2 separate regions of the Homo sapiens genome follow, and region 1 is linked to region 2. A link is an interaction called in ENCODE POLR2A ChIA-PET data of the cell type or tissue named here. Cell type or tissue: HepG2. All regions are shown on one strand. Links, peaks and the distances in the headings refer to the core of each region. The heading gives the core; the rest is flanking DNA. Region 1 overlaps FOXP1 (forkhead box P1). Region 2 overlaps FOXP1 (forkhead box P1).

What was found. Peaks named below come from ENCODE experiments on the same cell type or tissue, not always from the same donor. Only the 100,000 strongest peaks of a DNase experiment are listed, where the experiment ranks them.
Region 1: POLR2A ChIA-PET joins it to region 2 with 7 read pairs; 3 of 35 experiments call an interaction of 5 or more read pairs at or near these places.

What each region holds. Positions count from the first base shown.
Region 1 is chr3:71,344,639-71,356,903 of GRCh38, reverse strand. All of the region lies in intron 4 of FOXP1 (forkhead box P1), which reads left to right. LOC124906248 (a long non-coding RNA gene) reads right to left here. Exons shown (of 4, transcript XR_007095957.1): 2 at 10,266-10,345; 3 at 6,270-6,405; 4 at 5,928-6,017. Among named protein-coding and RNA genes, the nearest start is that of FOXP1-AS1, 61 kb to the right of the region's middle. In HepG2, for the core only: no CTCF peak of the experiment used is centred there; no DNase peak of the experiment used is centred there.
Region 2 is chr3:71,136,217-71,148,481 of GRCh38, reverse strand. The region is part of intron 6 of FOXP1 (forkhead box P1); the gene reads left to right. Among named protein-coding and RNA genes, the nearest start is that of FOXP1-AS1, 150 kb to the left of the region's middle. RefSeq lists an enhancer at 3,495-3,994. In HepG2, for the core only: no CTCF peak of the experiment used is centred there; a DNase peak (open chromatin) is centred at 7,061.

The sequences.
Region 1 (12,265 bases), core at 2,259-10,258, 210 kb before region 2:
AATAGAATGAGACTTCCCTATGCTTTGTATTAATAATATATTCTCTGCCTATACTGGCCTGTGACGAGTAGTCATAAAACTTAGGGTAATGGATGCATTCGCAGAAACTCCTTGGATGCCTCCTGTGGATACAGGATAGCAGCATGGTTAAGAGTGTCTGCTTTGAAGTTAGATTGGCTTAGACTCAGATTCCACCTTTTCCACTTCCTGGCTGAACAACCCTAGGCAAGTTACTTAACCTTTCTGTGCCACGGCCTCCTTATCTGGAAAAGGGGATAAAAATAGAAGCCAGCTCACTCTGAAGAGTTAGAGAGGTGATGCTTGTAAAGAGCTTAGCACGGATCCTGGTACATCATAAATGCCAGCATTGTACTAGGCACCCCAGGTGATACAGTGGAAATCTCTGTCTCTGACAAGCTTGTACCATCCTGTTGCTGGTTCACTGGTCGTTGTTTTACTGATAGATGACGCATGTTTCGCAGTCCATTGCTCCTCACCTGGTATTCCCTTGTAAATGCAAGTACAGCCTTGGGAGCTTGTCCTGCTGCACATCTGCAAGGACACGTGCAGCTATGTATACAGCTGCTGTAGCCCTGTTAGCAGAGCTTAGGTCTCTGGATCCTGTTTTGAGGATTTCCCCTGAGAAGCATACAGTTCTTTTTTTATTCCTTTTTTTTTTTTTTTTTTTTTGACTTAGTCAGACAATGGTCCTGCCTCGCAAGCAGAATTCACTAACTGCTTTCAAGTTGGTATTGCTGATGATAATCTGAAACTGTAGGGTTTCGCTCGTGCAGGCTGATGTTACATGATGTCGATCTTCTGCCACCTCATCCTCCATCCCTGCCTCTGTGCTGACTCGGCAAAGCAGGTCCTAGTCCCCCACAGATCCTCTTGGGAATGGCCCTCAAAGGACTGTGTCATCTGCACACAGAAGCTGCCACAGGTCCGTGGCAAAGAATGTCAGCAGTACTCATGGATGACCCAGTTGGTGACTTGTACCCAGATTGAAAAACAGTGCCAACCACGTGACCCTGGCTGTCTCTTGAGTTTTTGAGCCCTGTTAGGTGAGACGGGTAAGAGTCACACCACCTATAATAACAAACCTGCAGTGATAATTCATTAACATTGACACCATATCACAGAACTGATGGTTTTGGGGCAACAGACCCCAGCCTATAGTAGTACTTATCAGGGGTCTGCCTGACATAGGCTTTGCTTCCATCATGTTCACTGTGTGGAGATAGTGGCTTGAAGATCTGGCGTGTTCAAAAGACTCTTGGAAACTTCGAGCTTTTGCCGCGTGGTTTCCAATATTTTATTTAAACCCCATTACTCTTCTCAGATGTCATAAAATCTCCCTTGCCTCTGAATTACGGGATACCTTCCATGCCTCCCAGGACTCACTCCTTCTCATCCCTTAGTGTTCAGTTCAAAAATCAACCCCTTAAACATGCCTTTGCTGACCACCTACGTGAAAGGGGACAGCCCCTTTATTATTTTTCTTGATCCAAACCTCTTGTTTGTTCCATATGTTACAGCCCTGTCCCTTCATGAATTCACCTGTTTATCAGGTAATAAGCAAGAAGTAGGTCGTATTCAGTGTGGCTTCTCCATGGCTAGCAGTGCCTAACATATGGTAGGTATGCATGCAGTCGGTATTTGTTGAATCAGTCAGAGTCTGGGGATTTCCCTGTGAATTTCTGTATTTTTATGGCACCTAAGAGGACTGTATCTGGTTGAGGGAGAAAGAGAAGGAACAAAGCTACACACATCACCTTTATTGTAGGAATAAAATACTGCCCTTGGGTTTTCTCTGGAAAGTTCCCACTATGTACTGCATACTCTGCGTGTCCCATCCGGAAGGGGTTATACATTATCTTCCCCATGAAGACAGAATCATTTGCCACTTGAGCCTGAAGGATATTGTGGGTGGTACAAATTGATTAAGGACATTGGGATCCAAGCTCAAACCCCAACACTCTCATTCAGTGGCTCTTTTTTTGGACAAATTATTTTCTCTCTCTAAGACTCAGTTTACTTGCCTGGGGCAGGGGTAATAGCATTACCTAGCCACTGAGCTATTGCGAGGATTAAATTAGATGGTACGTATAAAGCACTTTGCACAACGTCTGGAACAGAATAACAGTGCTGTTGATTTAAGGGTATCAGCAAAGGCTTTGGGGACCTCCACTGATAAAACTCATCTTCTGCTTTCTTCTGATGTTCATTTTAGAGGTGGCAAAGATGGCAAAGAACCTTGATTCCCGATTATATTTGCTCATGTTTCATGTGCTGAATTAACTTCAAAAAGTACAAAATAAGCAAGCAGTGAGATAGTCTGTTTTATATTTGTTGTTGACACGTTGACTGTTGGATGCTCATGACCTGTCTCAGGTAGCACATGCTAGAAACCTCAAGCGCTGCAATGGCTCAGTGTCTGGAGCCTGACCCACATCCAGAAAACCATGGAAATTGAGAGTTTGGGGTGCTGCAGTGTCTGTACGCCTTCTTGCTGGGGATATGTTTTGCCTTTAAGTTAATCAGAGCTGGTTTGATCTCCTGCCTTGCAATAGAGGGCATCTTAAATTTCCTTAAATTCTCTTCTCTCTCTCTTTTTTTTTTTCTGGAGACGGAGTCTCGCTCTGTCACCCAGGCTGGAGCGCAGTGGCGCAATCTCAGCTCACCATAACCTCCGCTCCTGGGTTCAAGCGATTCTCCTGCCTCAGCCTCCCTAGTATTTTTTTTTTTTTTTTGTATTTTTAATACAGACGGGGTTTCACCTTGCTGGCTAGGCTGGTTTTGAACTCCTGATCTTGTGATCCGCTCATCTCAGCCTCCCAAAGTGCTGGGATTACAGGCGTGAACCACCGCGCCCAGCCCAATTCTCTTCTCTTTTTTTAAAAAAATATACTTGATGTGTCGGTCCTGAAAATTCACATCACTTCTCTTTTGATAGAAAACCAAAGTCTGTATAGTCTGAAAGGAGTTAGATATAAATGTCTTTCATTATTAACACCAATTTCTTCCACCTGCTTGAAGAAGATGATCTATTATTTTTGCTATATTGTTCCACCATGTCAGTGGTTGACATTTGTTGTTCATTGTGAATTTTTTATGTAAAAGCTGAAGCAGAGAGAGGGACCTGTCTCACTCTGTATCACATGACTTTCTAGCGGACAAGAATGAAATCTATGAAATCATATACTCTTATTTACACGACTTATGGAGTAACTAGGGTTATCTAGGAAATTAAAATAGCCATTTCTTTTATTAATTCATAACTTGTACTCTTGCAACTTAACAATAAAAGGACATGATTAAAATATAGTTTAAGGCATCAAACGTGGTTACTAATATCCTTTTAGGAAAGGAAAAGATGAAATCCAGTAAGTTTCAGTCAAAGTAAGTGAATAAATCAGAAAAAAAAACATTGGTTAGACTCATGATAACCCTCAGAGTGGCTAACACCCAGATTTTTTGCATCTCTAAAAATATATAACACCCCTGTCTCCAAATATCACTTCAGAAACTAAAATAATAATTCGTGAAAGGGGAAACAGATCCGTGTAATATGAGACTTGATCAGGCAGTTTACGCGGGATGCTTGAGGGCCTAGATCAGCCCTTGTGCTGCCCTCTTCTCAATACCCTGGTGCCTGAGGAGCAGCGGGGAAGATTAGGAGCTTTCTGAGGGTTTTTACTTTAATGCTTTGAAATTTTGCTGCATCGTCTGAGTCCAATTTGGTTCAGCAGTCTCTCAGTGCCAGGTGACTCTGGCTAAGATGCTCTAGGGCTGAATTTTTTAATGCCAGCTTTCCCAGGGGATCAGTAAAGGTTTTGCCCTGGGTATTCCAACCAGGAGAGCCTGTGTCCTGTCTTTGTCCACATCTGTCCCCAGTCATTAATGGTGACACAAAATAGTCTCCCACTCCTGACTCACTTCCTAAACCTGGCAGTTTCTTTGGGATTCTACTCCTAGAATAATTGGTGCTTAGACCTTCTTAGGTTTATCTGTATGTATGTACCTAGAAGAACTTGCATTTCGTGCTGTCACCAATATTCTGCATGCTTAAAAAGTAGGGAGAGGTGGAAGTAGAATTTTCTAAACTCATGAAAAATCTAACCCTAAAAAATCTCAATAAACAGCAGTTTTTTAAGAGAAACATTCTAGCTTTTGAAAGGTCTACCCTATAATAGCTACCTTTACTGTCTGTATGCCAGACATGATTCTAAGCCTTTGATATTTATTAACTCATAGTAACTCTGTGAAGTAATCATCATTCTAAAAATTCATTTTACAGGTGAGGAAGCTGAAGAATAGTGAGTTAAATGACTCACCCAGAGCCCTCTGCTTATATGGAGCAAAGTAGGATCTGGACCTAGAAATTCCTTCCCCTCGTAGCCTGTTGTGTTTTTTTTTTTTTTTTTTTTTTTGAGATGGAGTCTCGCTCTGTTGCCCAGGCTGAAGTTGGAGTGCAGTGGTGCAGTCTCGGCTCACTGCAACCTCCACCTCCCTGGTTCCAGCGATTCTCCTGCCTCAGCCTCCCAAGTAGCTGGGACTAAGATGCATGCCACCATGCCTGGCTAATTTTTGTATTTTTGGTAGAGACAGGATTTTGCCATGTTGGCCAGGCTGGTCTCGAACTCCTGACCTCAGGTGATCCACCCCCTTCAGCCTCCCAAAGTGCTGAGATTACAGGCATGAGTGACCACACCCAGCCGTACCCTGGTTCTTAATCACTATGCCATGCAGTCTTCCTCACGCACACATATTCTTGGGGTTATCGACTTGCAGGCATTATTTTGTTTTCACATAAACTTTTCACTCTAGGACTGCATGTGGAGCTGTTATACTTCAATGCTATCTAATAGGCCCTGCTTGATCTTACTAGACTTCTTCAAATGCTTTCTTTTTGCTAACACAAGAGCTATGGGAAATAAAAGTGTGTCGCAATTTGATTAGGAACAAGGACAACCACTTAATTGCCATTCTTCTATCTCCAGTTGGATGTGCCTGTTAAGACATTTTCTCTAGATCTTTGAGTCATTTTTCTCTGGGACATTTTTCTAATTAACCTCATCTCTCTAGCCCTCATTTTACTTCATATTAGCCTCTGACCACCTAATAATTGATTTGTTCTGCTCAATCACCTGTGTGAAAAGTGAGAGGGTCTCCCTCCCAAAGCTTTGGTCCCGTACCTGGGCATTTTCCCAGCAAGCAAGTTCAGAATGTTCTTTTAGTTCTTGGAAACATTCACCTGGAAGGCTTTTTATTTACCAGGGTGAATCTGGGGTACTGAAAGGTAACATTGGCTAACAGAGTAGAAGACCTTTGGTTACTTAGTCAGTAGAATTATAGGTTTATAAGCTGTATGCCAAGGACTTTGACCTTCAAATATTAGTAAAATATTAGGCTTGAAGAAATGTATAAATGCCAGTTTCAAGAGACCACAAATAAGCAATTTTGACTTAAAAGGTTTGAAGTGTTCATATTGCCTTGTTAACACAAAGAGCAGACAGCCCACTTCTAAAGTGTCGGTGCCTTAAAATACTGAGCTCACCATATTTTAGGTCTTGTTGGTTCTGAGTGACCAGCTTAGTCATAAAGGGGAATTAATTGGCTCATAATGTTGAAAAGTCAGATTGTGGAACTAGCTCCAGGGAAATCTGGAGCAGGAGGTTCCGATCATGCCATTAAGTCTTGGTGGCAGTCTTCTGGCTGTGCTGTGCTCCCTGTTGGATTCATTCACGGAGGCGATTCCCTGTTTGTGGCAGGATAACCTTTCATGAGTCTGTTTTTGTAGCAACTCCAGCAGAAAAGATCTTTTCTTAAGAGTTCTAGCAGCTGTCATGGAATCTGGATCTTCCTGCTTCTGTGATTGGTCTGGTGTGTGCCACATGCCTTTCGGTGAAACACTTACTGGAGCTGGAGCAGGAGTGAGTTGGGGGTGGTGGGAGGTCCTGCTTGGCCTAGGATGGGTCATGTGTCCATCTCTAAAGGCATGGATGGCCTTTGACCTACACAAAACAATGGGAAGTAGGTGAAAAGAGTGCTGGTTTCAGAAGGAGACAGAACTCTGGGAAAGTGAACTATGTTTATGTACCACGTCGGGTACTATACTTGATACACAGCAAATACATAGAATTACAGGGTGGAAGGAACCTTTAAATATCATATGGTTCAGCTAACCCACAACTGAATGTCATCTATGGGAGTTTTCCCAGAAAGTTGTCTGCCTAATGCTTGACATCTTCAATGACATTTCCTACCTTGAGAGTGGGCTGTGCCTCAGAAATGCTACCATGCCTCTGTCCTCGAGGAGTCTAGAGTTCATTCATTTCCTGCCTTCCTTCTATTCATTCTTCTCTTCAACCATCCACCTACCATCTGCCACAGTTTGTCGTCCTAAGGCAAGATGCTTGCTTTTAACATACTTACATGTGCAAGGTAGACAGAAAAGTCAGTTATAATATGGTGATAGAGAAGCTACAAGAATACTGGTGTATTGTGCGTTTTGATTGGGGAGGGGATTGGAGAAGGGAGATTGGAGGGCCTCATAGCAGGAATGATGCCTCAGAGGATCAACAGGAGTTGCCAAGTAGCCAAGGGAAAGACGGTCTTTTTGGTGGACTTAGTAGGATTAAACCCTATATTAACATTCAGACTTGCTTTTGAATGACCCAGGAAAATTGGCTTATAAAGTAGCTTAGCCCAGTCAAAATGCATATGTCTTTTAGGTCACATAAAGAATGTAAGTGGTGGGAATAATATCCTGATGATGAAACATTTTTGTACAGGTGAGCCATCTGACATCTTCCAAGTCACCCCCATCTCCTGTTTCTTAATAAATACGTAATAAGTGAATGGATGAAACCTTCTTGGGAAAAACTTCAGTGAGTTAAATTACAGAATTTTAACAACCACTTTCCTAATAATTTTGAAAGGATCGGATATTATTTGTTTATTCATACATTCTTAGGGGCAAAGGAATATTTTGAACCTCAGTTTTCTCATCTGGTACCTGAGGATAAAAATAGTACCTCCTGAAGGGTTAGGGATATAGAGAATAAACATCTGGAGCATGTGAAACACCAAATATGGTTCTATCACCTGGTAAGCCCTCTGTCAATATTACTTGTTATCAAAGGGTATCTATGATTTTTATACCTCATTGGTTGTCAAAAGCTTAACATTTAGTTATGTCCATTTAGCTACTTGATATAAATGTTTTTCCATGTGCCCTGGATGGAATTTTTTTTTTTATTTTTGCATGTTACTTACACCTTAAAAATTAAAGATATTAAAGATGGTGAGATTTAGCAAAAAACTTTAATTTCACATGCTTTTAATGCTTCCCTGAATTAATAATTTTCATGTCCATCATATTTTCTCCTTGGCCCACAATTCATCCCATATTTGGATCTTGGCAAATGATGACTTGGTTAATTAGGCAGTCTGTTAACTCTGATTACTAAGTTATAACAGATCAGTGTAGAAGCATCACTGTGCAATTTGGATTAAAAGGCTCTTCATTTTATCAAAACAAATTTACATTTATGGGTAACTGTTGAAGTGCGTTATGTTAAAATGATGCATTTCATAAGGAAAATTTAAAAAGGATAAAAATTATTTCCTCCTGCTAAGTTATTTTTTTATTGTGGCATTCATCACATTATCTTTCACTAGGAATATACATAAAATCTTGGAATTTTCTTTTAAGGCTTGGAAATTATAGCTGATTTAATACCTTGATTATACAAATATGATGGATGCATTGCATTTTTATTTAAGCATAATTTAGTGTAGTGGCACATGGTTATATTCCAATTCTGACCACAGTGGCCTCTGATGTTGGAGTTACTTATAGAAGTGAAACTTGACTGTGTTGGGGCAGAATTAGTGGGCTACATTAGGCTGGCTTTGTTTTATAGCTGAAGGCATTGATGGTTATTAAATAGACTGCGGCCTCTGTAGTCCGGTCTCTTGTCTAATGGTTCATCATCACTTAAGGGAAGTTGGGGTATCAAAAACTTGCTTGCTTCTTCCATGTTCATCTCTGCCTACCTTCTTTACTTTCTTAGCACACATAACAGTTAGCATTGTGGAAGGTGAACAGACAAACACAGAGTAATTTTCCAGACTTGGTGAATCCTAAAACCTGTGTTAATTACCCCTCAAGATTCTGTCTAGTATCAATAACATTCAAATGATAGCACCTCCCCCTTTACTCCCTCCTCTGCTCGACACACACACCTGCATGTGTGACTTATACACACATGCATATGCGTGTGCACACACATACACACCTGCATGTGTGACTTATACACACATGCATATGCGTGCGCGCGCGCACGCACACACACACACACACACACACACACGCACACACACACACACTGAACACAGCAACTGGCACCTGGGAGGTGTTTAATAGGTATTTGTTGAAGACTAGTGGGTGGAAAAGATGAAACACCAACAGCCTCCCACTCCAAGCTTCTAAGCTGCTCTTAGCCTGGTCCAACATCTGGGACCCTGTTTGATATTACAACTGTTGGAATAAATGGAGTTCATGAATTTAGTATTTATTCTTTCAATAAGCTTACTGAAGTCTGGCCTTTATGAATTGCTGTGTTCTAGTTCTACGGGAAATAGATAAATCAAAGAGAGAAAATACAGTAGTTTCCCCTTATCCATGGTTTCACTTTCTGTGATTTCAGTTACCAGCAGTCAATGATGGTCTGAAAATAAGTGAGTACAGTACAAGAAAATAGTTAGAGAGAGAGAGACCACATTCACATAACTTCTATTACAGTATTGTTAAAATTGTCCTATGTTATTTGTTATCATTAATCTCTTACTGTGCCTAATTTATAAATTAAACTTTTTCATAGGTGTACATGTATAGGAATACACATCATATGTATAGGGTTCAGTACTAATCATGGTTTTGGGCATCCACCGGGGCTCTTGGACTGTATCCCTGTGTATAATGAGGGACAACTCTGTTTTTTTTTTTTGTGAGACAGAGTTTTGCTCTTGTTGCTGAGCCGGAGTTCGGTGGCACGATCTCTGCTCACTGCAACCTCCGCCTCCCATGTTCAAGCGATTCTCTTGCCTCAGCCCTCCGAGTAGCTGGAATTACAGGCATGGGTCACCACGCCTGGCTAATTTTGTATTTTTAGTAGAGACGGGGTTTCTCTATGTTGGTCAGGCTGGTCTCGAACCCCCGACCTCAGGTGATCCACCCACCTCGGCTTCCCAAAGTGCTGGGATTACAGGCATGAACCACCTCCCCCAGCCGACTCTGTTCTTTACATTCAGCAAACTCAGTATCTTGTTGATTGATGATATTGACATGACCCTAGGCCAGAAATAGTAAACCTTAGTTCTTCAGTTTTATTCAGTGCTAGCATGTAGTTTATGCAAAACCAGCTTTTCTAAATCTAGAAGGCTCTGGCTCTGCTGATATTGATGGTAGAGGCAGAAGTTTGTTTAAGTCAGAATGGAAGTGGAGGTTTTTATGAATTTGATTATTTTATCTTAATTAGGAACATTTAATAATAATTATGGGTGACTTTCATTTTGGAGCAGGTATGGCTGGTTGTTCAAAGGTAAAGTGATGTTTTGAGCTGTAATTTGACGGATCTGAATGACAGTCAGCCTGAATAATTCAGCTTCCTACTAGCTTCCCTACCACCCCATTCCTTCTTAAAGAAAGAACCAAATAAGGAATTTTTTAAAACCCAAACCATTCTGGATTCTATTAATTCTTATAGTTACTTTCAAAGGAGCAGTTTGAGAGAAAGATGCGGTCTGGGACATTTATATGTGAGGTAAAGCTTTCAACCCATTAGAACATTAATTTTTTTGAGATGGAGTCTTGCTCTGTTGCCAGGCTGGAGTGCAATGGTGGTGCGATCTTGGCTAACTGCAACCTCCATGTCCCGGGTTCAAGTGATTCTCCTGCCTCAGCCTCCCTGAGGCAGGTGCGTGCCACCACGCCCAGCTAATTTTTGTAATTTTAGTAGAGACGGGTTTCACCATGTTAGCCAGGATAGTCTCTATCTCTTGACCTCATGATCCACCCGCCTCGGCCTCATTAATTTTTTTTAATGGGGCTTTAGTTGCCTAAATAATATGTGTATTATATAAAGTCTTGCTAATAGAGCAAGAGAACCCTCTGGAAAAAAAACTGCCTAAGGAATGAGATAAGAACTGAAGTCTGCTTGGGTTTTCAAGCATCCCTTGAGATGGAAAAGTCTTACCCCGCATCCGTGGTCCTCAAGAAGCCATAAAGGCAACATTAGGAAACTTTCTCGATTAGGTGCTTCCTTAGTGAATAGGTCTGTGGATAGAAGCAAGCAGACTTATTATAAGGTTGGATACTATACTATTACTGTGTGGTTGTATTAATTAAATTTATTCCTTTAAAATAACCTTGGATGAAAACAACCACCTCTTCTGTGGTCATGGTTAGCAGATGTTTACCGTAATTCTTTGCTCAGTGAAAAAAATGCCTCTTCCACCCAACAAAAACAGCCACGTTTGCTTGGCTAAATCAAAACTTTGGCGCTTGGGTCTTACTTTATATATCATGGCTCCAGTCACACAACCTTTCCAAGTGTGAGGCTTAGATCACCAACTCCAACATCTGCAGGAGAGCTTTGCTCACAGTGATCTATTATGTGAGTGCTTAATTCTTAGACTGTTCTTGGCATTCGCCTTCCCTCATTGAAACCAATATCCTATATGCAAGCTGCTCTTTGTTTTTCTTACATAAGCATGCTAGCCCCTCCCAAATTTTTAAAGCTTTCACCTAGACCTATGGCCATTTTTGTGAGGATTTTGATCATAGAAATAAAGTCAAACTTTGCCTTCTCAGTCTGAGAGTTTAGTTTTTCTTCGGCTCTCTCTGAAATACCAAGCCTCTCCTTTCCTTATATTTTGTGCTTGAAAAGCACTTTGTCTCATTGCATATTGGGCCTACTTAACCACCTCACTCCTCTTTTTTTTTTTTTTTTTTTTTTTTTTTACAAAAACTTTATTGATTTCAAACCTATAGCCTATCGGTAGTCCCTGCCCGCACCTGCTGTTCATGGTTCTAATAGGTATTTCAGGACCAGCTCCCCCATCTGCACTGAATTTCTGCACTGAAGAATGCCGCCTGCTCTCAGCAGTGCTGAAAGGAAATACAACAGCAAAACTTTGCTTTTCTTGGGAAGCTCTTCTCTTTGGAATGGAGAACTCTGGGTGGCTCTTCTTATTTTGTTTTCATCGCCAAAATAAGCAGGGATCTTGCATAACACCAGGGTAGGAAAAAAGAAGTAATTTTAAGGGAAACATATGTTCATGTTGAGAAAAAGGCAGTTAGAACTGGACAAGGGATAGTGGCCCACAAAGCTAAAGGCATCTTTTCAATTCAGTTAGGAAACCAGGTTTTGATCTTTTTGGTATATATATGTGTGTGTGTGTGTGTGTGTGTGTGTGTGTGTGTGTGTGTGTGTGTATATATATTTGAGACAGATTCTCTCTCTGTCACTGAGGCTGGAGTTCAGTGGCACAGTCTTGGCTCACTGCAACCTCTGCCTTCTGGGTTCAAGCAATCTTCCTGCCTCAGCCTCCCGAGTAGCTGGGACTACAGGTGTGCACCACCACACCCAGCGAATTTTTGTATTTTTAGTAGAGACATGGTTTCACCATGTTGGCCAGTATGATCTCGATCTCCTGACTTTGAGATCTGCCTGCCTTGGCCTCCCAAAGTGCTGGGATTACAGGCGTGAGCCACCACACCCAGCCTTTTTTGGTATATTTTATAAAATGAAAAATAAGTTGCTTCCCTGTATCCCCAAATATTTTCTTTGATTCAATTACAAATGAATCTTGGGACACCAAGGCTTATAAACTAGTTAGTTGATATATGCAGTATAGAATGTGTCTAGTTCTGTATTTGTTAAATTATTTTCCTATGATCTTAGCACTAAGTAATGTTCCTGGAAATCATTTCATTTAAGATGCCTGCCCTAATCTGAAGTCAGAGCTAAAATGATCCAAATATGATTTTTTTTTTAATTGAGACGGACTCTCGCTCTTTCCCCCAGGCTGGACTGCAATGGCACATCTCAGCTCACTGCAACCTCTGCCAGGTTCAAGCCATTCTCGTGCCTCAGCCTCCCAAGTAGCTGGACTACAGGTGCATGCCACTATGCCTGGCTAATTTTTTTGTATTTTTAGTGCACAGGGGGTTTCGCCATGTTGGTCAGTCTGG
Region 2 (12,265 bases), core at 2,791-10,790:
GTAAAACAAATGCAAGTTTTCTTTAAGAGTGAGATTGAATAACCTTTTAAAAATGTTTGAGACTTTTTGTTGTTGTTATTATTAGTTTTTTTTTTATTTTTGAGACCGAGTCTCGTTCTGTTGCCCAGGCTGGAGTGCAATGAATGGCATGATCTCTGCTCACTGCAACCTCCGCCTCCCGGGTTCAAGTGATTCTCTTGCCTCAGCCTCCTGAGTATCTGGGATTACAGGTGCCTGTCACCATGCCCGGCTAATTTTTGTACTTTTAATAGAGACAAGGTTTCGCCATGTTGGCCAGGCTGGTCTCGAACTCCTGACCTCAGGTGATCTGCCTGCCTCGGCCTCCCAAAGTGCTGGGATTACAGGCGTGAGCCACCGTGCCTGGCCGACATTTGTATTTTCATATTATCTGGCTAATTTTCTATTGGATTTTATTTATTTCCATATTGATTTATGCGATTTTTATGAACCATAAAAATTATAATTTCTTTCTAGGTTCTGACACGCAAATATTTCTCTAGTGTTTTGGCGATCTTTTGTCTTTGCTATGCTGTTTTAGACATATTCAGTTTTAACATAATTCTATTTATCAAGTGTTTTCTTTATGGTTCCTAAATTTTTCGTAATTACATTTGAAAATGCATTCCCACTTCTGAGATGACGAGAATTTTTTTTTTACTATTTTAAAAATAAATGCCGATAAGGCTAGGATCTTGGAAGCACCTCCCTACCTTGGTATGATCATTTATTCATTTGGTTGTTGATATAACCAAGACATTGATTTAGCCATTGTTGTAGACAGAGATGAACCTGACTAGAAAATTTTCAGGGCAGTTTTCAATCCAGTAGAGAGAGATAAATTTCACACTTATTTGTAAATCAATAAGCATAATATTTTTAGATGGTGGAATTGCTGAGAGGACAGTGGAACAGAATGATGGGGGGCATTAATGGTGGAGAGGATGTTACCTCTGAGGTGATAAGATCAGCTAACATCTTCGGGTTCCAGCTGTGTTGAGATATAAGTAATAGTGTGTATGGCGGAAGAACAGCCCTGAGAGGGAAGGGGATCATGAAGATGGCTGGAGCAGCAAGACCATGGCAGTTGTAAAGGTGATATGAGATGAAGGTAGACAGGAAGGTGTGGACAAGACCCCATCTTTGAAAGGCAGGCTTTGGAATGTGGCTTTGATCCTGAGCACAAAATCTTTTGCAACAAAATGACCTGATGTGCATTTTCAAAAGATTCCTCTGGCTGCTATGCAGGGAAGAGATTATAGGGGGCAAGAAGGGAAGCAAAGAGAGGGTTGTGTAGGAAAATTGTGCCTACTTGGTGCAGACCCAGAATATAGTCAGTAGATCCAAGGTTAAACTAAGACTTCTCCAAGTTAGAGGTAGGGCACAGATGCTGGCTGAAACGCCAGGTAATTTAGGCATCCAGAGTAAATGCTAGTTTGAACTTGGAGCACGAGGGGCTTTGTGTGGGGGACCATTCAAAGGCAAGCTGGACAGGTGGTAACCTTGCTCACTGGGCGCCAGCAAGTAGAGCAGCGCTCGCTGGTGATGGATGGCTTAACATTGTTCCCCGCGCTGTGCTCAGAGCCGGGAGGAGGGCACAGCCCCTGGGGACTAGGAGGAGTCTCCAGGCTTTCCTTGCACTTTGTCTTCCGCTTAGTGTTTCAGCCAAGATATTAATTCTATGTTCTAGCCATGTTGCTGCCTCAGAGTCTCACTATTGTTAGTTATGCTCTCGTTCACAGTCCTAGTGTTGATATTTTTACACGTTTTAAACTCAAAAGTATCTGAATTTCGGAGACAATGAGACAATTAGAGTAGTTTGTAAAGTATAGTGAAGGTTTTTAAAAGAAGTGAGTGTGTGACTGCTACATGCAATTTATTATTATAATCCTCTCTTTTGTGAAGGTCCACAAACATTTTTTGTTCAATCAGATTTTTATTTTTTATTTTTTATTTTTTTGCTCTTCATTGTATAATGTATTCTTCCCCCTTAACTTCCCCCAATCTCAGGAGACAACAGTATTTCCCTTGAAAATACAGAGGGTGGATTGGCCCTGTGTGTGTGTTTTCCAAGTGCTGGCTTTCCAAGACATTCTCATGAAAAGGACTGGTATTGCTAAGTCATTTTTTAATATAAGGAGGTCCATGTTTGGGCATTGAAATTAATTTTCCTTATCTTGCCATACAAATAGCCACCCTGGCTTCTTTGATTTATTACCTGGGATGGTTCAGCAGCACTAAAAACAGAGGACGGGAAGACATCACCTTTACGTGGCATCATTAGTCACAGCATTAAAAGCATCACCCTGAAGGGACTGCTTCTCCCAGTCTTCCCTGTGCCATGACAGCATCCTGTTTGTTCCCTCTCTGTGCACTCAAGACGCTGGGCCCATCCACAGCTTCCGGGTTGCATTTTTCATTTCCTAGTAAGTTGCTGCTATCCAACATCCTTTCTGTCTTTTCTCCATAGCATAGTGTAAAAGAACTTTCAAAAGTGCAGATACAATCCCTGATTAAAGACAAGCTACTGACTGTAAGAAAATGTTTTAAAATCATTTCTCCAGCAAGGGACTCGTGTACAGAATATATAAAGAACCTTCCAAACTCTATAATACAAAACAAACATACTCAGTTTAAAAAGAGGCAAGAGACTTGACCAAAAATAAGCACATGAAAAGTCATTCCACATCATTAGACATTAGGGAAATGCAACTTAAAATTATAGGGAAAGGGAAAAAAATAGGATGCGATACCACTATACACCTATGAAAATGGCTAAAATAATTACTGGTAATTCTAAGTGAGGGTGAAGATGTGGAGCAAGTGAACTCTCATGCATTGCCGGTGGGAATATAAAGTGATGCTGCCACCTTGGAAAACAGCTGGGCAGTTTTTTTTGTTTTGTTTTGTTTTTGTTTTTTTGAGATGGAGTCTCGCTCTTTCACCCAGGCTGGAGTGCAGTGGTACGATCTCAGCTCATTGCAACCTCTGCCCTCCGGTTCAAGCGATTCTTCTGCCTCAGCCTCAGCCTCCCTAGTAGCTGGGATTACAGGCATGTGCCACCACGCCCAGCTAATTTTTGTGTTATTAGTAGAGACAGGGCTTCACTATGTTGGCCAGGCTGGTCTCTAACTCCTGACCTCAGGTGATCCACCTGCCTTGACCTCCCAAAGTCCTGGGATTACAGGTGTGAGCCACCACGCCCAGCCTGGGCAGTTTCTTTAAAAAAAATAAATAAATAAAAATAAACATACAGTTACTCATACTCTTGTATATGTATTGAAGAGAAGTGAGGACGTATGTTCACACAAAAACCTATAGGCTAAGGTTTGTGGAAGCTGTATTTATAGTTGCCCCAAGCTGGAAACAACCTGGACATGCTTCACTGGGCATGTGCGTAAGCAGACTGTGGCACCTCCGTACAATGGAATCCTACTCTGCAAGAATAAGGGATGAACTCTTAACAGACCCACAGCTTAGAATGGTCTCAGAGGTATTAAGTCAAAAAAAGCCAATCTCCAAAGATTACACACTATATGATTCCATTTATATGCCATTTCAGAAAAGACAAAACAGTGATAGAGACTCCATCAGTGGTTGCCCGGGGCCAGGGGTGGTGAGGAGGGTGTGATTACAACAGGTTGGCACAAGGGAGTTTGGGGGGTGGTGGAGGCCTTCTGTATCCCGACTGTGCTGGTGATTATACACATCCATGCATGTGAGGAGACTCATACTCTGTACCCCCCTGCCAAAAATCAATGTGTCAGTCCAAACTGCTGCACATGCTCTACACAGCCCAGCCTATCTCTTGTGATTCATCCAGTTCCTTCTCAGCCTCCTCGCCCGTTCTGTCAGGTCCCGAACACTTGTGGTCATTTTTATTTTCTAGCAGGGCACAATCACGCTCAGCCTTTTGCCCAAGAACCTCTCCTGCCCACTTTTCTGCCAACCCATCTTACCTGCCGAATGAGATGCTTTCTTTACAGCTCAGGTGTGGAGACTCTAGCACACGCACTGGGACCTCTGAACAACACCCAGTCTTGGACATTTCTTGCTCCTGTCAGGGTTCCCAGGGCACCACTCTCATTGCCTGGTTCTTTGGCTGCCTTGCATGCTGGGTTGTAGGTTTGGGAAGAGCTGATTCCACTGCTCATTCTCCAGCCCTGAGAAAGAGGCCACAGAGAGTTCAGTACATACACTAGTGAGGATGAGAGGTCTCTGCTCCGGAGGTGGACTCAGCCTTTGTCTGGTTTTACTTTTGCCTTCTTTTTCTGAGTGCTTTTATCTCTGACCCTCTTGCTGAAATTTCTTACCTTTCATGGCTCTTTTAGCAGGGGAATCGTCTTTGCTGGTTTTGCCCAAACTACTTCTTAAAAAGCAGTAAGCCAAAGTTTTAAGACTTGTATACTTTTTTTTTTCCTATTCATGTAAAAGTAAAATTATGTGGCAAAAATCATGAGTATAGAAGGGTTTTCTTTTTCATCAGAGGTTAGATGGGTTTTATAGTGCGACGTGAAAAGTCATTAGTAAAAGCCGTATTATAAACATATTTTTATATATTTACTTAGCCCCATCTTCCAAATTCCCTTGGAGGGACAACAGATTTTCTGGAAAATAAAAATCAGCTCCTATTCATAGCAGTGGTAAAAGTAATCGTCGTAACACTTACATGGTGCTTATGAAGTGCTGGACACTCTCTTAACATGTACTTTATGCATTTTATTTTATTTTTTGTAGAGATGGGGTCTTGCAATGTTGCCCAGGGTGGCCTCTAACTCCTGGGCTCAAGCGATCCTCCCATCTCAGCCTCCCAAAGCACTGGAATTACATATGTGAGCCACTGTGCCCAGCCTAATTTATGTATTTTAAATGACTTACTCCTCACAACAGCCTTAGGAGGTGGTGTCATTATTATTTCCATTTTACATATGAGGAAACTGTGGTGCAGTGTGGTTCGATCACTGCCTAAGGTCAGGAGTGAAGCTAGGATTCAAATGCAGGCCTCTGGCTTCATCTTCCAGAAGACTGTGCAACAAAGAGGGGAAGGAAGATGAGAGACAGGGTTTTCCTCACCAGGGACCTCATGCTGACCTCCTTTCACTTTTTCCCAGGGAGGTATCCCCACATCCCTTGCATGGTCTGCCAAGAAGATCCACAATAGCTTAAAATGCTTCTTCTCTTTTCTAGCCAAGGACAATTCCGTATTTGTGTCCTGATCATTATTAGAATAAGTAATCAAAATAATTAGAAAAGGAAGCTAAAAATGAAAATGGTCCAGGAAAGAATATAAAATAACTTGGATTGTGCTTTTCAACTTTCAAACTGTTTTCACTTAGTGTTTTCCCAAGACGTCCCTCACCACCACCCATTGTTATTGCCAACTTTTTGCAGATGAGGAAAGTGAGGCCCAGAGAGGAGAAGCGATTGCTCCCCTGGGTCACCATGTCGTTCCTTGTGGGACCAGTATGCAAGCCCTGCCCTGCCCTGCCCTGCCCTGCCCTTTCTTTCCTGCCCCCTTATCTCTCTTCCCACCTCCCTCCCATCTGAGTTCTTACTCATTAAGAGAAACTCTTTTATAAACTTTAGATGCAAGCAGTGTGATTTCATCTCTTTTTCTGCGTGTGTTAGTTTTTTGTTGTTGCATAACAAATTGCCACAAATTAGCTCATAGTTCTGTAGGTCAGAAGCCCAGGTGCACTGTTAATGGAGTCTCTCCTCAGAGAATAGGGAGGCAAGTGGAAGCTGCACTGATTCCTCGTCAAGAGGCTCCGGGAAAGAATCTGCTCCTAAGCTCATCCAGGATGTTGGTAGAATCCATTTCCTTCTGGCTGTAGGACTGAGGTCCCTGCTTCCTTGCTGGCTGTCAGCCTGCAGCTGCTCTCAGCATCTAGAGTCTACCCACATTTCTTGCCATATGGTCTCTTCCATCGTGAAGCCAGTAGGGGCACATCAGTCTTTCTTGTGCTTCAGAATCTGACTTCCTCTATCTCTGGGCTCTAAACTCCAATTGAAAGGGTTCATGTGATTCCATCAGGCCCACTCAGATAATCTCCCTTTCTTCAAGTCAGCTGATTTGGGACCTTAATTACATCCACAAAACCCCTTCACATAGCACCTGGATTAGTGCACGATTGACTCTCTGGGAAGGGGTGTGTTATACCAGGCATAGGAATGTAAGGGTCACCTGAGAATTCTGCCAACCACATGACATTACAACCTTAAAAATGGTACACATTGACAGGACCAAGGGCCACCTCCAAGGTATTTGTTTTCTGTGGTAATTATATCAATTCCTTAATGTTTTTACAGGTTTTTTTTTTTGTTTGTCAACATGACACATTTTGTATTTATTAAGTCATTTGATTGAAAGCATATTTGTAATCTGTGTACTTCTGTTTACCTTAAAAGGGTTGAAGAAGAATGAAGTAGACATAGGATTAGTTGAACAACACAATTCTGTTTCACTAACGATTCAATAAGTTAATTTCTTAAGCACTGTTTCATGCTTTCTTTTCAGCCTCTGTGCTCCATCTTCTTGAACCTTCTTTCTGCTCCTTGGCTATTTGATTTCTTCTTTACTTGTGGGTTTCCAATTAAATGTCACCTCTTCGTGGATGAATTCCTTGATGGACTTATCTAGAGTAGGTTAAAAATGAGAAGTTAAGTTTTTCTTTTTTTTAATGAAGGCTGAGGCTTCCTTCACAGTGGCTCTAATTATTTCTGGATTTGTTGATTGCTGATGTCTTACTCTATCTCCTGCTAGACTGTAGTATCAGAAAGGGAAGGGCCAGGTCTGTCTTGTTCTCCCTCCTAGGCCCAGTGCCTAGACTGTGCTTAGTACAAAGTAGTCACCAAAAATTATGTGTTTAATTGGTGTGTAAATAGAAGCTAATGTTCTGGTGCCTGTAGAACGGTTAACTTTAACATTTGTTTTGAAAGGTTGCCTGAGTAGTGAAACCGAGTTAATCATGAGGTCACTGCTTAAGCGTTTATTGTTTGAAAAGCACCTGATTGACAGTCACAAAGCTCTTAAAAGTGGGGGAGGGGACTCTACAAATGGTAGAGCCAAAGAAGAATGATTTTTGTGTCGTCCTTGAAAACATGCAGTGTCACTGGAAAGGAGGCGTGTGATGAGTTTTTCAAGTCATGGACAGTCTGATGTTTGGATCACAGTTTCTTTTTTTTTTTTTTTTTTTTGAGACAGAGTCTTGCTCTGTCACCAGGCTGGAATGCGGTGGTGCCATCTTGGCTCACTGCAACCTCCACCTTCCGGGTTCAACTGATTGTCCTGCCTCAGCCTCCCTAGTAGCTGGAACTACAGGCGCCTGCCACCACGCCTGGCTAATTTTTTGTAATTTTAGTAAAGATGGGGTTTCATCGAGTTAGCCAGGATGGTCTCTATCTCTTGACCTCGTGATCCACCCACCTTGGCCTCCCAGAGTGCTGGGATTACAGGCATGAACCACCACGCCCAGCCTGGATCACAGTTTCTTGGCAATTTTTTTTTTTTTTCTTGGAGACCAAGTCTTACTATGTTGCCTGTGCTGGCCTCAAACTTCTGAGCTCAAGAGATCCTCCCACCTTGGCCTCCTGAATAGCTAGGACTACGGTTGCCCCATGCCTGGCTTCTTGACACATTTTTTTAACATCCCAAGACAGATGCCTCTCCTTTCTCAAAGTCCTCTTTCGAAAAGTTCCTCTCTCTGATTTTCCCTTAAGCTTCACCTCCAGACAGTCACAGTATTTGGATACCTACTTAGAAGCTGTGTGACATTGGGCAAGATAGTCAACCACTCTGAGCTTTGTTTTCCTTCCCTGTAAAATAGGCATGATAATTCCCACCTTGAAAAGTCATTGGAAGGATAGCGAATACAAATGCCTGACATAAAGTGAGATTGATAAATGCTGTTTTCACAATTATTAGACTATATTATTTTAACTATGACTGCAAATCTGGTGTGGAATTGAAATGCTCATCTTAACAACAGAGCTTTTGGAAGTTGCAGGTTGAAATCCCTAACAGGAAAATCCAAAACCAGAAGTACTTCAAAATCTGAGACTTCTTGAGTGCCACCATGATACCACAAGCGAAAAATTCCACACCTGACCTCATGTGATGGGTCTCAGTCATAAATGCGATCAAATCTTTGTTTCTTGCCCCAAATTATCAAAAGTCTTGTATCAGATTGTCTTCAGGCTTTGTGTATAAGGTGTATATGAAACATAAATGGATGTCATGCTGAGACTTGGGTCCCATCTCTAAGATATCTTACCATGTGTATGCAGATATTCCAAGATCCTAAAAAATCTGAAATCATTGATCCCAATCATTTTGGATAAGGAGTACTCAACCTTAAAAAAAGTTACAGTAGATTTTAGGATCAATGGAGAAGATATTCTATGTAACAGATTTTTATTATCATATATTAAGTGAGGACTACTTTGTTTAAAATCTTTAGACTGAAATAAACACGTTCTGCATACAACCACCGTGAACACAATTTGTCTTTTTTTAAATTCAGAGGCACTTAGGAACCTTGTAGTGCCCCTGGGTTTTATTATGAACTCCAGTTAGCATTTTATTGTGGCTGCCTAGAAGTATTGATTCATATCCAGTCCGGAAAGCAACTTCTACCTGTTCACCTTTTCCCATTCCTTAACACATAATAGCGAAAGAGTCTGTTTCAGTAAATGCAGACTGGCTTGCCTGTGCCCAGCCCTGTCTCCACTTGGTTGGCTTCCTTGGGATGAGGACTCTCCTGCCCTGGCTTGTGCTGGGAAGTAATAGAACCAAAGCAGTGACATCCATAGAGCCGAGGAACAGAAGTCAGTGGGGCTTGAAAGAGTTCATTTCCCATAAAGTATCCAAAGTTGTTCAAAGTCGGTCAAGCTGTCATCACATTTCAGATGAGACTATTTTAGGGAGTAACAAGGGCAGAGTAGATCAATTAACGTTTCTTTTTTTTTTTTTAATCACTCTACATTCAATGAATGTTCAAGGCAGGTTAAACACTAATAGCAAATGTGGTGATGGAAGAATTGAGGCAGCTTCTGTTGTAGTATTTACTGTGGTTATCATTTCTATACCTAAAGCTGCATTCCTATCTTCTCATTTATTTTGCCTCCCTTTTAATTCACTGAGTTTGATTTAGAGAAGTCAGTGCATTGTATTACAGTGCCATTATGAGTCTGAATTTCTGATTTAATTCAGACAGTGTGAGCCCAGAACAGAGGACCAGGAGATTCTGCGTTACCCCAATTAGCCCGGGAAAGCTTAGACAACTGGCTCCGTATCTCTATGTATGCCCCAATTTCCCCTCCTGTAAAATGGAGCTATTTACTTATCTCAGGATTGTAATCATAAAAGAAAATTTCCTGTAGATGTGAAACAAATTTTAAATAGCATGCAGATACTTGCATTTGTATTTTTATTTTAACCCAAATTAACATGCGAAACCAGGATGCCGTTTTCAGAGTTGTTGGCATCCGTTCATCATATTTCTAGGTGAAGTATGTGTAAGTGATTATAGGTAATAAATATCTTTTTTTTTTTTAACTTATTGCAGAGGCAGTTTTTCCACTGTTAATGAGGGTAATTTGACTTGGTTGAAGGATTGCAGTTCTTAAGAATTAATGCAGTAATCCAATTCAAAGATTTAAAGAGATCTAAGATTTTTCACAGGTCGCGTGCCAGTGAATGTGCTCCTATCACATAGCAGCTAATGGACTTGAACGCCAGTCTGTCATTTACTGTTCCCTCACTGCATAGCAGCTTTGCCCTTGGTAGTGAGTATACTTTCCAAGCATTGCAGGTTATTTAGAAGTGTGGTATATTTGTATCACTTTTGAGAGATAGTATCCTATTTCCCACAGCCCCTAATTACTATAAAAACTGGGGTTATCTTTCTTAATTACATGTTTGAATCCTAATCTGCTAAGGTCTGAGGAATATCAGGCTCAGAGGAGCTGCCTTCTCGCCTTTCTTTTTCAGAGGAGGGCCTTTTATTTTTTTTAATGTATTTTTAAAAACTAATTCATGTATCATTGTATTCGTACATATAGGTTAATTCACGTGAATACAAAGGTTACATGCACTGTATTCATGACTTTCCATTTTTGATAATGATGTATTATTAACAGCTAACAATATTTTGTAAAGGCTTATTTATAAAGGATGTTGGAAGTGTTCTTATTTCCCGATCCCATTACGTTCCTAAATATTAAAAATCCCATTTTGAGGCAATTAGAAGCATTCGCTTCTTCCTCCACGTGTGTTCTCCAGACAGCGTCACCATTCTGCGCACACAGGAACCTTTGTTCCTTAATTAGAAAAAGGACTAGAGCTCATTAGTTGTGGTTCCTTGTGGTGTCTGCTCAAACACTCAGGCAATAATACATTACAAGGAGAGATCCAGCCTAAATCTGAGAGGCTCTCCACAGTTCCAAGAACTGTGAAAAGATAAATATATCTTGGAGGGTCCTTGTAAGGCCGTTCTCACATCCTGCACTGTCCTTGAGGGCCTGGCTGGTGGGTGCTCATCAGTTTTAAAGTCAAAGAGATTTCTGTATTCACAGGAGGAGGGAAGGGGAGAAGGCACAACTTGTATAGAAATCTAGAACTTTACCTTTATTGAAAGCCCATGGTCTTGCACCAAAAAAAAAAAATAATAATAAATAAATAAATAAATAGAATTATCTTTTGGATTTTTTGGTAGGTTAGTGGGCACCATCCAGATGCATTCGGATGTTATTGAAGGTGGGCGAATTGTTGACAAACATGATAGAAGACCAGATACCTTAGGCTGATTTTCACTGCTGGCATTGGACATCGGAGGAGCTGCATGAGCTTTGAAAGCTAAAACTCCCAAACTGGAGCCACAAAAGCTTTAGGCTGCATCAGTTATCAACAAAGAGCCCTGATTTCCACAATCAGAACAGGCATTTCTCCAGCCTCCAGGAAACCTCATGCATCTAATGTTCCCCAAAATATTAATAGTACAAATGGTGGACCCATCTCACTGGTTAAGATTAAGCTTCCCGCAGCAGAGAAGTGAGCAAGTGAAGTGAAAAATCTCAGACCGTATGGAGGATGTTTTGCTGTGCCTTGGCTGGGCTGGCGAGGATGTTTTGCTGTGCCTTGGCTGGGCTGGCAAGGATGTGCTGAAATATAAAGGGATATGGAGAAGAGAGCAAAGTGTCAGTTTGAAAGCCAGAGATTGGAAAATAGAGCAGTTATTTTGAGGGTCAATTCACTTCTCTTTGAGAAGGTTTATCCAGTCAGGTAGCTAACACCCTGGAAGGAAAAGAACTCAGAGGCCGCTAGGCGTGTCTGAGATACTCTCCCACCACCCACTACACTAACCCCCTCCTCATATCTTGCCTTCTCTTTCCATCCCTGCCAAAGGATAAATTGCCCTCATCCTGCTAATGCTAATGGAAGACATTATTAACAAAAGGGAGTGCTTCATAAAGGAAGCTGAGATCTGGCAAGTGGAGGCATGACATCCTTATGCTGATAGTGGTACAGGTCAGAAATAGTGAATATGGAAACAAATATTTCACTGAAATGTTCTGCCATTTAAAGGGACATGTCTAGATAGCCATGTACATATATACTTTTTTCCACCAGTAATCTTTTTTTTTTGTTGTATTTCTCAGAGAAAGAAAAATAGATTTTAAAATGTAAAAACCTGTTCTTCAATTGCGTATGCAAAAATCTCACTGCAGTGTTTATTCTAAACCTGCTCTCATAATGTTCAGTCAAGGAGAAAACAGCAAAAAACAGTTGTTGATGGACTTAGCACAGAACTGGATTAAATAAGCATTAGTCTACTGAAGCTGATTACAGGAATATGAAAATGCAGTATCTTAATGGTACATATTTTTATGTGGCAGCTCAGTTGCCTTTCATTTTGCAGCTAATATGTCTATTCTTATGAGTCATTTACTTCTTTAATTACCTTTTGCAGGCAAGGCACCATGGTATATTAATGTGAATGATTTTTACTGCCAGTTTATCATACAATGCCCCAGAAGTTGAAAGGCGTAATTGACTTGGAAGAACAGCTCATGAAGGAAACAATATTTAGTTGACAGTTTTCCTTGTACTCTCTGTTGACGTTTATGAGTTTACACTATGCTAAAGGAGTAATAAACACAATTTTCTTTCAATAACAGGAAAGGGTAGCTTCTAAAATACATTTGTGGAAAACACATTTGTTCATTTCTTGAATAATATGAAAATAAC